3 separate regions of the Homo sapiens genome follow, and all the other regions are linked to region 1. The links are chromatin contacts, found by Hi-C or POLR2A ChIA-PET in ENCODE. All regions are on one chromosome and are shown on one strand. The core of a region is the stretch at or near the end of the contact, and the rest is flanking DNA. Distances in the headings are between cores, read along the strand shown.

The links. A loop is a pair of places that touch in the nucleus more often than their neighbours do. ChIA-PET counts read pairs that join two places held with the same protein, here RNA polymerase II (POLR2A). Pooled maps may share reads with other maps.
Region 2: a map of CD4-positive, alpha-beta T cell shows a loop between it and region 1 (9-fold over the local background). The contact joins the promoter of PPP1CC here to the promoter of UBE3B in region 1. A Hi-C loop is called at or near these places in 2 of 168 maps with a recorded cell type or tissue (CD4-positive, alpha-beta T cell and CD8-positive, alpha-beta T cell) and 3 of 50 pooled maps.
Region 3: a loop to region 1 is called in a pooled map, with 8 times the contacts of the local background. The contact joins the enhancer-like site here to the promoter of UBE3B in region 1. A Hi-C loop is called at or near these places in 2 of 50 pooled maps. POLR2A ChIA-PET finds 5 or more read pairs at or near these places in 2 of 52 experiments (CD4-positive, alpha-beta memory T cell and activated CD4-positive, alpha-beta T cell).

The regions. Positions count from the first base shown.
Region 1 is chr12:109,476,343-109,480,990 of GRCh38, forward strand. It overlaps UBE3B (ubiquitin protein ligase E3B), which reads left to right and starts at 1,292. Exons shown (of 28, transcript NM_130466.4): 1 at 1,292-1,767. It overlaps KCTD10 (potassium channel tetramerization domain containing 10), which reads right to left and starts at 958. Exons shown (of 7, transcript NM_031954.5): 1 at 918-958. The coding sequence starts at 920. RefSeq lists enhancers at 1-606, 1,115-1,204.
Region 2 is chr12:110,741,574-110,746,379 of GRCh38, forward strand. PPP1CC (protein phosphatase 1 catalytic subunit gamma) reads right to left here and starts at 1,318. Exons shown (of 7, transcript NM_002710.4): 1 at 1,080-1,318. The coding sequence starts at 1,134. RefSeq lists enhancers at 1,043-1,551, 2,313-2,897 and silencers at 1,189-1,248, 1,409-1,548.
Region 3 is chr12:110,774,185-110,779,076 of GRCh38, forward strand. No RefSeq gene overlaps it. Among named protein-coding and RNA genes, the nearest start is that of PPP1CC, 34 kb to the left of the region's middle. RefSeq lists an enhancer at 2,274-2,613. Within about 2 kb of position 2,432, at least 2 of the 41 ENCODE cell types and tissues checked have a DNase peak (open chromatin) inside an H3K27ac peak, as active enhancers do.

The DNA of each region.
Region 1 (4,648 bases), core at 42-2,541:
GGGACTGATTTTCCCTTAAGACTGCACTTTCCAGGGACGTGACAAACAAGCAAGCAAGTAGAAAGAAGATCTGGGCCAATCTTTGGTCATCTCTACCCAGGGACAATGAGCTACTCAGGGAACAGACCCTTGAGGATCCCAAGCAGACAAACCCCACAGCTGAGAGACAGATCTTGAAACATCCTCCGCTCCTTAGGCGTGGTCACCTCTGGCCTCAATGGAAGTTACAGATAGGTACCCAGGCGCCAGCTGAGGCACTGAACTCCGTGGCGCAGGTATCCTAACCTCAGGCCCCTGGCATCTCTCCCCAGGATTCCAAGCACTGAACGCACATCAGCCTGCTGGGCTCTCTCGATTTCTTTCCCTCACTGGGCCGTGTGTTCAGACGCACCTGGGAGCCCCTTCCCCACTTCCTGGAAACTCAGCGACTCCAGCCACAACCTCCAAAACGCCAAACGCTCCGCCCCAAGGAATCCTACCTCACCTTCTCATAACCTGCCCATTCATTCTCCTTCATAATCCTCCAAATCCTCATTTTCCACCCCCAAATGTCCGTTTTCAATTGATATCTCTTTGTTCTCCTCGCAATCACCAACTCCCATCTCCAACCAGCACTCAGGACTCACTTGGAGACACCCCTTCCTCACGCACACACGTATCTACTCCGCAAGCCCAAATGTGCTTCCCGGATTCCTAACCGCCAGGGAGCCTCCCTACCACCACCCCCGCCCCTAATTCTCCACCCAAAGCCCTTCCCCCACCCCGGGCCTTTCCCCTAACCAATCCCCCAAATGCCTCTCCACTATCGTGACTGCCCCTCATCACACCCCCTCCTCTCGGTCCCTTCTTATACTCTGCTGCTGCCCAGCTCCCTCGGCCGCCCTCAACCCCTAGTCCATGGGCACCGCCCTCCCTACCATGAAAAGTCGGAGGACGCAGGAGTCTCCAAACCCGGACTGAGAGAGGCAGGAAACACCCAGCTCACGCCAGCCGGGGGCGGAGGCGGGGCCGGAGCGATAACTTCCGCTGTCCGCACCCCACTTCCGCCCCGCAGAGGGCAACGTCTTAAGCCGTCCGTTGTGCGCCTAGGGGCCAGTTTTCTTTCCAGCCTCCCCGGCCGGAGTGGGTTCCAGCTTTTCTCGGCTGGGGAGGGCATTTATCCCACCTCCGCTATTTCAGCTGCCAGAGGGGAGGCAAGGTGTGGGGAAGTTTTCCTTCCCGGGCGAAGAAGCTCTGCGGAACTGTCATTTTCCGGAACTGGATGCTTGCTTCCTGGCGGGGTTCTGAAAGCGAACACCGCGGGGCAAGATGGCGGTAGTGCGTCGGCTGCTGCCCCGGGTCTGGCAGAACTCGGGTGTTTTGGGCTGAGACAGTGGCAGCTGCGGCCCCGACCCCAAGTGCGGGGACCTCCGGCGAATAAAGGTCGGCCTGCGGGTAGGCCGGTAGGGCCTGCGGTCCGGCCTGCGGGAGAACTGGGTCGTCAGTCCTCCGAGTGGTGGGGCTGGGGACTTTGAGGGAGTTGGCTCTAGGGCACAGTCCCTGCCTGGCCAGGTCGGAGGAACAAGTGCTGGGATCTGGCGTGTGTGCTCCAGGGGCTCTTTCCGCGGCCCTTTCCACCTCTTTTCACTTTGGGGACGGTAGGCCTTTATAAACGGACTAATGCTGGGTGATTTGTTCCTGTGGTTGTTGATGCCGAGGAAAGACTCTGGGCCCCAGGACTCACCTAAACTGGAGTTCGAATACTGTTCGCTCGCTGTGTGACCTTGGGTGAGTTCCCTCACCTCTCTGAGCCTCAGTTTCCTTCTGTGTAAATGGAGTAATTAGCAGGTTTCACAGAGGGTGTGAATACGTTTTAGTACCGTGCCTGACACCTAGTTCTGAATAAAGAAAAACTTGATCGTAATTTAACTCCAGCTTAGCCCCCACAGGCAATCTTGCACTCTCAACTTCTCTTTGCTTGGCCATTCTGTGAACGGGGGAGCCCTGGATCTTGTTTGTTTTACTTAGTGATAAATAACTGTTTTGGATATACATGGATTCAGATTCAAAAGCATCCACCTTAGATAGGCTGTAGCTTTCAATAAATAGTAGCTGTTAATATGAATAGTCTCTTTAAGTCGTGTTTCCTATTCTTTAAATAAAAATTAGATTATTGAGGCTGGCCACGGTGGCTCACGCCTGTAATCCTAGCACTTTGGGAGGCCGAGGCGGGCGGATCACCTGAGGTCAGAAGTTCAAGACCAGCGTGGCCAACATGGTGAAACCGCATCTCTACTAAAAATACAAAAATTAGCCGGGCGTGGTGGCGGGCGCCTTTAATCCCAGCGACTTGGGAGGCTGAAGCAGGAGAATCACTTGAACCTGGGAGGCGGAGGTTGCAGTGAGCAGAGTTCGCGCCGCTGCACTCCAGCCTGGGCAACAAAGTGAGACTCCGTCTCAAAAAAACAAAGATTATCGAGAACTGATAGAGCTGTTGAAAAGACAAGTTGGTTAAATAATCTGTGCAGTGTCTGATACACCGTCTGCCCAGAACAAGTGGTGGTGGTCATTAAACCTGGTGGCCCAGCTTTTCCTACTGCACAGGGACAATCCTCTTGGCTTAGTCAGCAGTTGGTATTTATGATGCTTCAGCTTTGGAAATATAGAGGTAAGACAAGAGTCTGAATCCTGCCTCTTAGTTATTACAGCCTTGACTCTGCCACATACTAATGGTCTAGACTGGAGTAGATGAGATCATGAATGATCTTCTCATAGGACTCCTCTCCTTATTAGATGAGATCACTTATAAAGGACTTGACACATAATGGGCACTCATTTACTTTTTTAAATGATCTTGGTTATCACCAACCTCTTATTTTCTAATCTTTCTACCTATATGATTCTTGTTTCCCTAACTAGATTGCAAGCTTCTTAAGGACAATACAATAAAGCTCACTTACATGCTACATGCTTTTAGATATCCTATATTAATATTTTCCCATTTAATCCTAATCACAATGTTGTGATGACTAAATTGAGGTACAAGAAGGATAAATGTTGCATTTAATCCTTTCAGCAACCCTAGGACATAGACACTATTATTACCCTCGATTTACACATAAGGAAACTGAGGCCTAGAGAGGATAAGTAACTTGGCCAAATGTCGGATAGAAGGAGTACTAAAAAGAACCAAGGCCCGCTTTCTCTGATGCAAGACTTTTTCTGCTGCGCACAGCCTTTTCTTTGGTTCTCCATGGCATTTAGCAAAATAAGTACTTAATAAACACTTGATTGTGTGTTTTATTAATTGACGAACTATAGTATACACTGTGCAGGTGGAGAAGGTATATAGGAAAGGATGAGAAAAACTGTAAAGTGTAGGCTATTATATGATATGAACAGAAATCAACCAATAACATTGCTGAAGGGATAATAATCTCAAGGAAGGGGATAAGAGTAATTTCTTATTCTGGGAGGGCCCCTGGGAGAAGTGAAAGTTTTAAGATCGTCTTACAGTGCTTAGGTACAGTTTGCATGCAACTTTGTTTTTCTTTTGGGAAGAGGCTCCCTCTTCCCCTTCTAATTCCATGGACCCTCTGCCATTGAGGCACTGTCTGCATGTCATGGAGGGAGCATATCATTGTGCTTGTGGCTTGGGCCCTGCTCTTTTGCAGTCCTGAGGAGCTTGAATCTGTTACTCACTCTAAACAACAGGGCCAGGAGTTCATAGCCCAAGGGACAGGACTGGTGAATCTTAGTGCATTTAAGATAGGAAAAAAGTTAATGGGTGAGAAATGTCAGACTGCCAGCATTATTTCCTACCCAGAGAACCTTAGTAACTGTCCAGGTGGGAGCCTCTGCTGAAGAGTTTTTTTTTTTTTTTAATCCTTGTGTCTATAAAAATAATACACCAGTTAGACTTCCTGACTATACACTCTACAATGTGCACTCAAGTACCTCCATAGGTACCTGATAAGCATCATCACATTTAGTCCTCATTATCAACCTCTAAGCCAATTAATAGATGAAGATGGAAAGACTCAGGGCCCAGTGTGGTGGCTCATACCTGTAATCCTAACATTTTGGGAGGCCAAGGCAGGAGGATCTCTTGAGCCCAGGAGTTTGAGACCACCAACCTGGGCAATATAGCGAGACCCCACCTCTACAAAAAATTTAAAAACTAGCCAGATGTGGTGGTATGTACCTGTGGTCCCAGCTACTTGAGAAGCTGAGGTGGGAGAATCGCTTGAGCCTGGGAGGTAGAAGCTGCAATGAACCATGATTGCACCACTGCACTCCAGCTTGGATGACAGAGCGAGACCCTGCCTTAAAAAAAAAAAAAAGACTTAGACATTCTCCCTATAGTATGTGGCAGAGCTAGGGACTGGCTCCAACTCTGTGTGACTCCCAAAGCCCGTGTGCCCCTCACTGTGCAGTGCTGCTTCACCATGTGCATGCTGTGGAAAATTTAGAAAATACAGACCAATTAAGAAAAATTTCCCGCAATTTCAGTACCTCAAAACAGCCACTGGTAACATGTTGGTATAGTTCATGCTAGTTTTGTATCTGTGTGTGTGTACATTTTTCTTTAGGTAATTGGGGTCTTATTGGTCCACAGGCAGCCCTTTATTCACTTCTAAGGCATAAACGTTTTTCCATTATCATTAAA
Region 2 (4,806 bases), core at 68-2,567, 1.3 Mb after region 1:
TGAATCAATTGCCAGGCACCTCACAAGTCTTAGATGAGCCGAAATTTAAAGCTTTCTATTAACCTTTACTTAACCACTGGCCACCTTCCTTCCTACATAAGGTGACAGTGTTGTCTGTAGAGGGTTCTAGCTCCCGGCTATGTGGATTTGAAATCCAACTGTCACTAACTGTGTGACCTTGGTTAAGTGACTTCATCTCAGTTTCTTCTGTAAAATAACAAAAACAAAAAAAATTGCAAATATCTTGCAATGGGTGGGAGAATTAAATGAAATCTGTCTTAAGTGCTCAAAGAATGCCTGACACACAGTAAGCGCTTTAGAAGCGTCAGTTATGATTACAGTAATAATTCATGGACGCAAAGTGCTTAAGACAGAGCCTGGCACATTGGAAAGATAATGATAGCGTCAGCCTCGTTGGCTTCCTCTTCAGATGCACGCTCAGGAAAAGAGCGCGGAGACCTCTCCAAGATTAGAACAACTTAAAAGGATTTGGAGGGCAGGCGAAGACAGGTTCTCACACCTCTTGAGACATGAACGCTTGTTACCAAGTAACAAGAAATGGGCCCCCCAAGACCCCAGAACCACGAAAAATAAAAATAAAAGCAAGCAGGAAAAGAGCCCCCAAACCCGGCGGAACTCATGCCCTCATCAAACTGCCTTCCGAGAGGACGAGCACCGAAAAGTCCATCTCGCACAGCACGGCACACGTCGTCCAGGAGGCTGGACTGGGATCCCCAACCATCGCTCCAAAGACCCGTCCAGTGCGCGGGGGCAAACGGGTAGGGGCGGGAAACGTGGGGGTGGGGAGCGGAGTTTTCAAATTCCACGGCCGGGAGGAAGCCTGCATCCTCGTGCAATGAATGAGCGGAGCCTGGAGGGTCCGCAGCTGGCGACAAGTTGGGAATCCCGGGCTGGCCTCCCTCCGGCTGCAGTCCCCGGCCCGTGGGCCAACTCGAGGAGCTCACTCCCCACGGTGCTGCAAGCCCAACCGGCCTCCCAACTCCCCTCCCTCGAGCCCCCGGGGCCGCCTGCCGCCCTCAGGCCCGCCTCCCCCTTCAGCCGCCCGCCGCCCCCCTTACCTTCCAGCAGCCGTTGGATAATGCTGTCGATGTTGAGTTTATCTAAATCCGCCATCGCCTTCCCACCGCCGACCCTCCCGCAGCGGCGCCGCCGCCGGCTCGCGCCCGGGACTCACACCTCCTTTCCCACGCCACGAGCAGAGGCGGTGGTGGCGGCGGTGGCAGCAGCCGCGGCGGGTCCCCCCCCTGCCACCCCGCTCCCTACTTCCTCCTTCTCTCCCCACTGGAACCACGAGAAGAACAAAATGGCCGCCGACTCCTTAGACAGCCTCGGGCGGCGCACGGATGCGCGCGGGGAGTGCAGCGGCCCGGCCGGGACTTCTTTATGGGCCATAGGGGGCGCGGGAGGGGGCGGGGCCCGGGCGCTGGAGGGGGCGGGGCCCGGGCGCTGGGCGGGGCGCAGATGGCTGAGCGCAACCGCGTCCCCGCATGGGATCCTTCCGCCAAACGGGCCGAGTAAATAGGCCCGCCCCCAATGCCGGGCCCGAGCGAGAGTTGCAAAGTTGCACGCGGGAGTTGGGGCTGGGGGAGGAAATGCAGCTGTGCACACCGCCGGTTGCGGCCATCGCCGGATCTTGTGCATTGAGTCTAGATGTTTGCAGACCTGGACAGGTGGGAGCTCACCGAGGGATTTCGGGGGTCCTGGAACTTACCCTTTAAGATAAATCTGGGGTGAGGATGGAAAAGAATAATAAAGAAAAGAAGGTTGACTTATTTTGGATTCAGATATACTGGAACTTGGGACAAGAGAAAGGTTTATTTGGTAACTAAAAAGAAAAAACCCTCTTTCAGATAAGTCAAAATGTAACAGTTAACTCATTGTGAGTGGTGGGTATATGGGTATTTGTATATATATTTTTTGTGCACTTCTGTAACTTTAGGGGTAAAAAATCCATACTCAAAGAAAATTTTATCATTTCTGTCCCTTGGATTTATCTTCCCTGAACTCGGAAAGTTATGTAATCATCGGGACGGTTATCCCGATTCTAGCCAGGGCAAAGTTGAACGAGCGCGTGCAGCAGTTAAAAGGGGAATTTGCAGATTTCACGCGTGCAGGCCGGGGGCGGGAAGAGAAGATGCAAGCTGCGCGGGCGGTCCTGGGTTCTGCAGACACCCGAAGAAACTTTGGCCCATTCCTCTCTGGCTTCCCAGCCTCCCCGAGGGCACTCCTATCCAAGGGGCCCCCAAACTGTGCCACCTCCAGGGGCTGCGCGTCGACTTTGGCTGGGTTTGGAAGTACAGCCCACACTCAGCAAACAGATCGGCTCTCTTTCCTGACCTTTCCATGTACGTTGCTTCCTGCAGCGCTTTACATTTTGCAAAGCCCCCTCTCTCCGAGAAATTCATTTTGTTTCCCAAGGCGTGCAGGATGCACGAATCCCCATCTCAGTATGCCACGAGGTAATTGCACCACCCAGGCATCCTCTTCCAAAGCAATGTCCTCAGGGTGCGGGCTCCATGTCCCCTTACTTGGGCCCCCTCGCTACTGGTGCAGGGCCCTTGAGTTTCAGAACTCAGCCTATCGATCCACTTTCCTCAGGCACTAACTCACTTTCCCCTGCTACAGCTCTGTCCACCAGAAGTCACATAAGTGCCATTTGTCAGGCCAAGGCAATGAGCCCAGTTGGTGACATTCGGAGTTGGTGCCCAGCGCTGCTGTGAACATCTGGCTATGGAGGTCAGGGGGGGCTCTTGCTGGAGTCCACAGGACTTTGGGCTACTCCAGGGCAGGGTGCATCATCGGAATGGCATTTAGGGTAGAAATATGAAAGACAGCAATTCATTCAGCAGACAAATATTTATGGAGTACCCACTCTGTGCCAGGCATTGTTCTAGACAGGGAAGCAGGGGTGATCAAGACAGACAAGGCTTTTTTCTATGGAGAGTCATTTAGTCAGTCAGATGGTAAGCAAAGATGCAAATAAAAATATCAGCTTCTGATAAGTGCAGTGGAGAAAAATAAACAAGAAAAAAAATGCTACTGTGTTCATTTCTTAGTATGTGCCAAAAAATGATCTCATTGAATCCCCAAGATAATCCTAGGAATTATGTCCTATTCCTATCATCCCCATTTACAGATGAAGAAAGTGAGGCACAGAGAGGCTAGGGTGGTTGCTGAAGGTCACACAGCCAGGAAGTTACAGAGTCAGGGCTGGAACTCAGGACAGCCTGAAACCACAGCCCTCGTTCATATTCAGTAAAACCCGGCAGTGAACCCCCAGCAGTGTTCACATCCCTGGCACATACTGGGCACATATCAATTTGGAACCCAGTGGAATGACTGAATTGTGTCTCTGCCCACAATACGAGTGCCATAATTTTCCTCATGCAAAATGGCAGGTGTGTTAACCTCTTGCAACATCATCAGGGCTGGAGGAGGACTTCAGACTGAGCTGGGACATGGGGAGAGCCTCTGTCCCCAGGTTGTTTTCTGCTGGGCAACTCCCCTCCAGAGTTCAGTTCTGCTGGCACATGCCTAAGTGATTAGCTGGCTCTGAGCCTGAGCATGGCATAGCTCACCAGGGTGGGCCCTCACAGCTCCCAGGAACCAGCAAATAGCCGGTGGAGGAAAGCACTGATTCCCTATTCGCCTTTTTCTGCCATTATCAGCACCAGTGGCTTTCCAAAGATGAGTTGATATAAGCATCCTGTCAGAAAGGATACAGCCTAATAAATGGAATGTCCCTTCCCCTCTCTAGGCCTCAGTTTGCCTATCTGTCAAATGAGGAGAGTGGATTAAAGTGCACTTTTCAAACTGTCTTTCCTGGCTCTACAGAGCTTTCTTAGGGGCTGCTGAAGATGATGGGGAGCTGATGATTAGAAGAGAGTGGCTGTGGCCAAATATTGGAAACTCAATAGTGTCTCTGAGGATACTTAGGCTTTGAGGGGGGATCCCAGTGCCTAAAGGGACCTGGCTGATAATACGAAAGAATTCAGCCTCTGGGTAGGGACTGGAGCAAACTGAGCCCACGTTTCATCCAAGGGGGCGGCCACTTCTCAGCTCCAGTCCCCTGGGGCCACTTGTGGCCAGATCCTCTGAGTTTTTGGTAAAACTTGAACATATGGATTTTTATGTTAAATGTTCCAATTTTAAAAAGTCGGTCATGAACTCAAAATCTTCTAAAACAGTGTGAGGCAGACAAAGCATATCTGTGGGTTACATTTGGCCCTAGGCCAGCAATTTGGAACTCTGTTCTAGAAGGCTGGGGATGAACTTTATTCTCTCCGTCCTTCCAATTTAATGAGCATTAGGATTGTGGTGAGATGATTGGAAGAAGTGTTGGTGGCTGGGCGCAGTGGCTCACGCACTTTCGGAGGCCGAGGTGGGTGGATCATTTGAGGCCAGGAGTTCGAGACCAGCCTGGACAATATAGTGAAACACCATCTGTACTAAAAATACAAAAAGTAGCTGGGCGTGCTGGTGGGTGCCTGTAATCCCAGCTACTCCAGAAGCTGAGGCATGAGAATCGCTTAAGCCCAGGAGGCGGAGGTTGCAGTGAGCTGAGACCGTGCCACTGCACTCCAGCCTGGGCGACAGAATGAGACTCCGTCTCAAAAAAAAAAAAAAAAGAAAAGAAAGAAGTGTTGAGTGTTGGTGATGAAGTTTGCCTGCAAATCTAGACCTCCCTGGATATTCCAGGGGTTTTATACAAAGGAGGGAACCATGGGGAAAAAATACGGGTGAATGCTCTTTGACAACGTCCACAGTTCTATCTCTGCATCCTGT
Region 3 (4,892 bases), core at 1,182-3,681, 1.3 Mb after region 1:
CCCACCCCCAAAAGGCTGTGGATGAGGACGGGCACAGTGGCTCATGCCTGTAATCCTAGCACTTTGGGAAGCTGAGGTGGGCAGATCACATGAGGTCAGGAGTTCAAGACCAGCCTGGCCAACATGGTGAAACCCCATCTCTACTAAAAATACAAAAATTAAGCTGGGCACGGTGGCTCACACCTGTAATCCCAGCACTTTGGGAGGACGAGACGAGCGGATCACGAGGTCAGGAGTTCAAGACCAGCCTGGCCAACATGGTGAAAACCCGTCTGTACTAAAAATACAAAATTAGCCAGGCGTGATGGCAGGCACCTGTAATCCCAGCTACTCAGGAGGCTGAGGCAGGAGAATCACTTGAACCTGGGCAGCAGAGGTTGCAGTGAGCCAAGATCGAGCCACTGCACTCTAGCCTGGGCGATAGAGTGAGACTCTGTCTCAAAAAAAAAAAAAAAAAAAAGCCAGGTGTGGTGGTGCACACCTGTAATCCCAGCTACTCAGGAGGCTGAGGCAGGAGAATCACTTGAACCGGGGAGGTGGAGGTTGCGGTGAGCCGAGATCATGCGACTGCACTCCAGCCTGGGTGACAGACCAAGACCCAAAACTCCGTCTCAAAAAGAAAAAAAAAAAAAAAAAAAGGGCTGTGAATGAGATGGGCTTGTATTATCCCATTGGAACCTGGCTTTTCCAGGACTTTCTTCTGACTATACTCATCTCTGAGGCGGGTCCCTGTGAATGGTTTTCTTGTCCTGTCATCCACAGGGTTAATCCCTTGAGGGATGTGTTCAGATTGCTGCTTGGCTGCTTCCTGGCTGTGTGACCTTGGGCAAATGACTTCACTTCTCTGAGCTTCAGTTTCCTCCTCTGCAAAATGGAGGTAAGAATAGTGCTTAGCTCATGCAACTGTTGTGAAGGAATGGAAGAGATAAGCAATGGGAAGTGTTTAGCCTGCAACCTCATCTTAGAGCACCTGATACAATCGAACTATCATTACCATTCTCAGATAATTTTTTAAAATAGTGTCTCCTCAAGCAACTGTTTAGAACAGCGCTATCCATTAGAAATAGAATTCAAGGCCGGGCACGGTGGCTCACGCCTGTAATCCCAGCACTGTGGGAGGCCAAGGCGGATGGATCCCTTGAGGCCGGGAGTTCGAGACCAGCCTGGCTAACATGGTGAAACCCCCTCTCAACTAAAAATACAAAAATTAGCCAGGTGTGATGGTGGGCGCCTGTAGTCCCAGCTACTTGGGAGGTTGAGGCGGGAGAATCGCTTGAATCTGGGAGGCAGAGGTTGCAGGGAGCCAAGATCTCGCCACTGCACTCCAGCCTGGGCAACAGAGTGTGTTTAAAAAAAAAAAAAAAGAATTCAAACCACATATGGACTTTTAATTTTTCCAGTAGCCTCATTAAAAAAGCTGAAGTTAATTTAAATGATATATTTAATTTAACCTGATATATTTTAAAAATGACCATTTTAACACGTAATCAATATAAAGAAAGCATTCTGGTCGGGCACAGTGGCTCATGCCTGTAATCCTGGCACTTTGGGAGGCCGAGTCGGGTGGATCACCTGAGGTCAGGAGTTCAAGACCAGCCTGGCCAACATGGTGAAACCCCGTCTCTACTAAAAATACAAAAATTAGCCGGGCACGGTGGTAGGCACCTGTAATCCCAACTACTTGAGAGGCTGAGGCAGTAGAATAGCTTGAATCTGGGAGGTGGAGGTTATAGTGAGCCAAGATCATGCCATTGTACTCCAGCCTGGGTGACAAGACAGTCCATCTCAAAAAAAAAAAGAGAGAGAGAAAAAAAAGAAAGTATTTCAAGGCTAGGTGCAGTGGCTCATGCCTGTAATCCTAGCACTTTGGGAGGCCAAAGTGAGAGGATTGCTTGAAGCCAGGAATTTGAGACCAGTCTGGGCAACATAGTGAAACCCTGTTTCGAAAGAAAGAAAAGAAAGAAAGAAAGAAAGAAAGGAAGGAAGGAAGTAAAGAAAATTAGCTAGAAGTGATTACACATACACAAGTCCCAGCTACTTGTGAGGCCATTACAGCTTGGGTGACAGAGTGAAACCCTGACTCATAGAAATAAGAAAAAAAAGAAAGAAGGAAGGAAAGAAAATGAATGAAAGAAAGAAAGAAAGAAAAGAAATTAATTTAGCACCATAGGAAAGGTTTTTTTTAAAAAAGCATGAGCTATGTTATCCTCTTTTTTTTTTTTTGTATAAGGCTACAAAATCTGGTATTTTGCACTTATATCCCATCTCAGTTCGGACAAGCCACATTTCAAGGGCCCAAAACCCCATTTGGTGAGTGGCAGCCATATTGGATAGAGACAGCCCACCTTCTCTGGTTTTGTCTCTGCAGATAGCCAAGGAAACCTAATTATGCATCCAACTCTCTGGCCCATTGGCTGAGTCACCTGCCGGGAAGCTTTCAGAATATTTATAGGTAACTGATCTACAGAAAACAGAAAGTGATACCATCTCCAGCCCCCACAACCTTTCTTCAGTCTCAAGTTTGCCGTCTCAGCTACTGTTTTCTAGAGGCCCAGTGGGAAGAGTATGCAAAGTGGCAGTAAAGTACATATGTAAACGTGTAGGCAAAAGGCTGAGAGGATTCTTACCAAACTACTCACAGTGGAAAATAAGAGTAATGTCCAAGCAGAGTTTAGTTTTGTCAGTCATGCCCTAATTTTGTTTTTGTTTTTTAGAATGTATTCATTCACATATTACTTGTGTAAGTGAAAGTCAATTGATATATATATAGAGATAATAGTAAAGAAAAGTAACCATGATTTGCGGTAAATCCCCAAGAAGTTTAATGGAAAGCAGTGAGTGCAGAGATTACAAGGTGGACTCTGGGGCCGGCTGCCTGCCTTTGCATCCTAGCCCTGCTGTCTACTAGCTGTGTGACCTTGGGCAAGGTTCTCTTGCTTTCTGGGCCTCAGTTTCCTCATCTATAAACTAAGGATAATGATGGGACCTATGTTACAAGGTTGTCACAATGATTTGATGAGCAGGTGTAAGGTGTTAAGATGGGATCTGGAACACAGAGTCTCAGCTGTAATAACTAAAATAATTAGTATTATCACTGTTTTTGGTGGAAGAGTAAGTAGCAAGAAACTCTCTTGGTGAAAATACAAGAGCTGCGGTGGCTCACGTCTGTAATCCCAGCACTTTGGGAGGTCGAGGCGGGCAGATCACTTGAGGTCAAGAGTTTGAGACCAGCCTGGCCAACATGATGAAACCCTATCTCTACTAAATATAGAAAAAATTTGCCAGGCGCGGTGGCGCACCCCTCTAGTCGTAGCTACTCAGGAGGCTGAGGCAGGAGAATCGCTTGAACCTGGGAGGCGGAGGTTGCAGTGAGCTGAGATCACGCCACTGCATTCTAGCCTGGGCGACAGAGCGAGACTCCATCTCAAGAAGAAAAAAAAAGGAAATAATATGCTGGAGTGAGAGCTGCAAGACCAGCTGCTAAGCCTGGATCTGCCATTACCTAATTTGTGTAAACTTGGGCCTCAGTTTTGTACTAATTCTAACAACAACATACATTTTCTAGTCCTTACTATCATTTCGGAACTCTACATGTCTCGTTTCATCAGATCTTCACAACACCCCTCTGAGAGAGAGATACTGTTGTTGTTGTTGTTATTATTACTATCTTGAGACGGAGTCTCGTTCTGTCGCCCAGGCTGGAGTGCAATGGCACGATCTCGGCTCACTACAACCTCTGCCTCCCGGCTTCAAGTGATTCTCCTGCCTCAGACTGCCGAGTAGCTGGGATTACAGGTGCCCGCCACCACACCCAGCTAATTTTTGTATTTTTAGTAGAGACGGGGTTTCACCATGTTGGTCATGCTGGTCTCGAACTCCTGACCTCAGGTGATCCCCTGCTTCAGCCTCCCAAAGTGCTAGGATTACAGGTGTGAGCCACCACGCCTGGTCGAGATACTGTTATTATTACCATTCTATAGATAAGGAAACCGAGGCTCAGAGAGCTGACACGGCTTGCCCAAGTCGGCAGCTTCTAAGTCCCAGGAAAGGGATTTGAACTCAGTGTTGTCTAGCCGACATGAGAGGCTGAGGCAATGCTCTCTGCACCATGCAGCCCCATGTGTGAGGTCTTTTCCAGCTTTGCTTTGTCTGTGATGCTGGCAGTTGAGTTGCATGATAAGAGCTAGGAGTTTGGGGTTGGAGTACAGGTTCTTTTGAGCTTTTGGACCCTAGAGTTCTTTCATCTGTATAATGGGGCCAAGAACAATGCAGTGCCCTGAATTTGAGTTTTGTATTTGCTTTTGTTTTTGTTTTTTTGAGACAGGGTCTTGCTGCATCGCCCAGGCTTGAGTGTAGTGGTGTGATCTCGGCTTACTGTAACCTCCACCTCCTGGGTTCAAGCAATTCTCCCACCTCAGCCTCCTGAGTAGTTGGGATTACAGGTGCCCACCACCATGCCAGGATAATTTTTGTATTTTTAGTAGAGAAGGGATTTCATCATGTTGGTCAGGCTGGTCTCGAACTCCTGGTCTCAAGCAATCCACCCACCTTGGCCTCCCAAAGTGCTGGGATTACAGGTGTGAGCCACCATGATTGGCGCTGAATTTGAGGGTTTTCTTTCCAGCTCTCTCCAGGGCTTTCTTTAGACTTTCTTCCTCATTTTGTCTCATCTTTCCAAACACCTCACTCACAAGATCACTTGAAGATCACAGGAAGCCAGTGGAAGGTATCTGAGATGATTAAACAGCACCAGGTTTTTTAGCTATGTTATGTAAGAAGAGGAAAAGAGGGAAGTTGCAGGGGAAGAAATTTGAATCAGATTACATTAAAGGATACAAGTGGGGCTTTCAGACAATGGTGACTTTTGCACAGGGTCTCATGAGGCAACACAC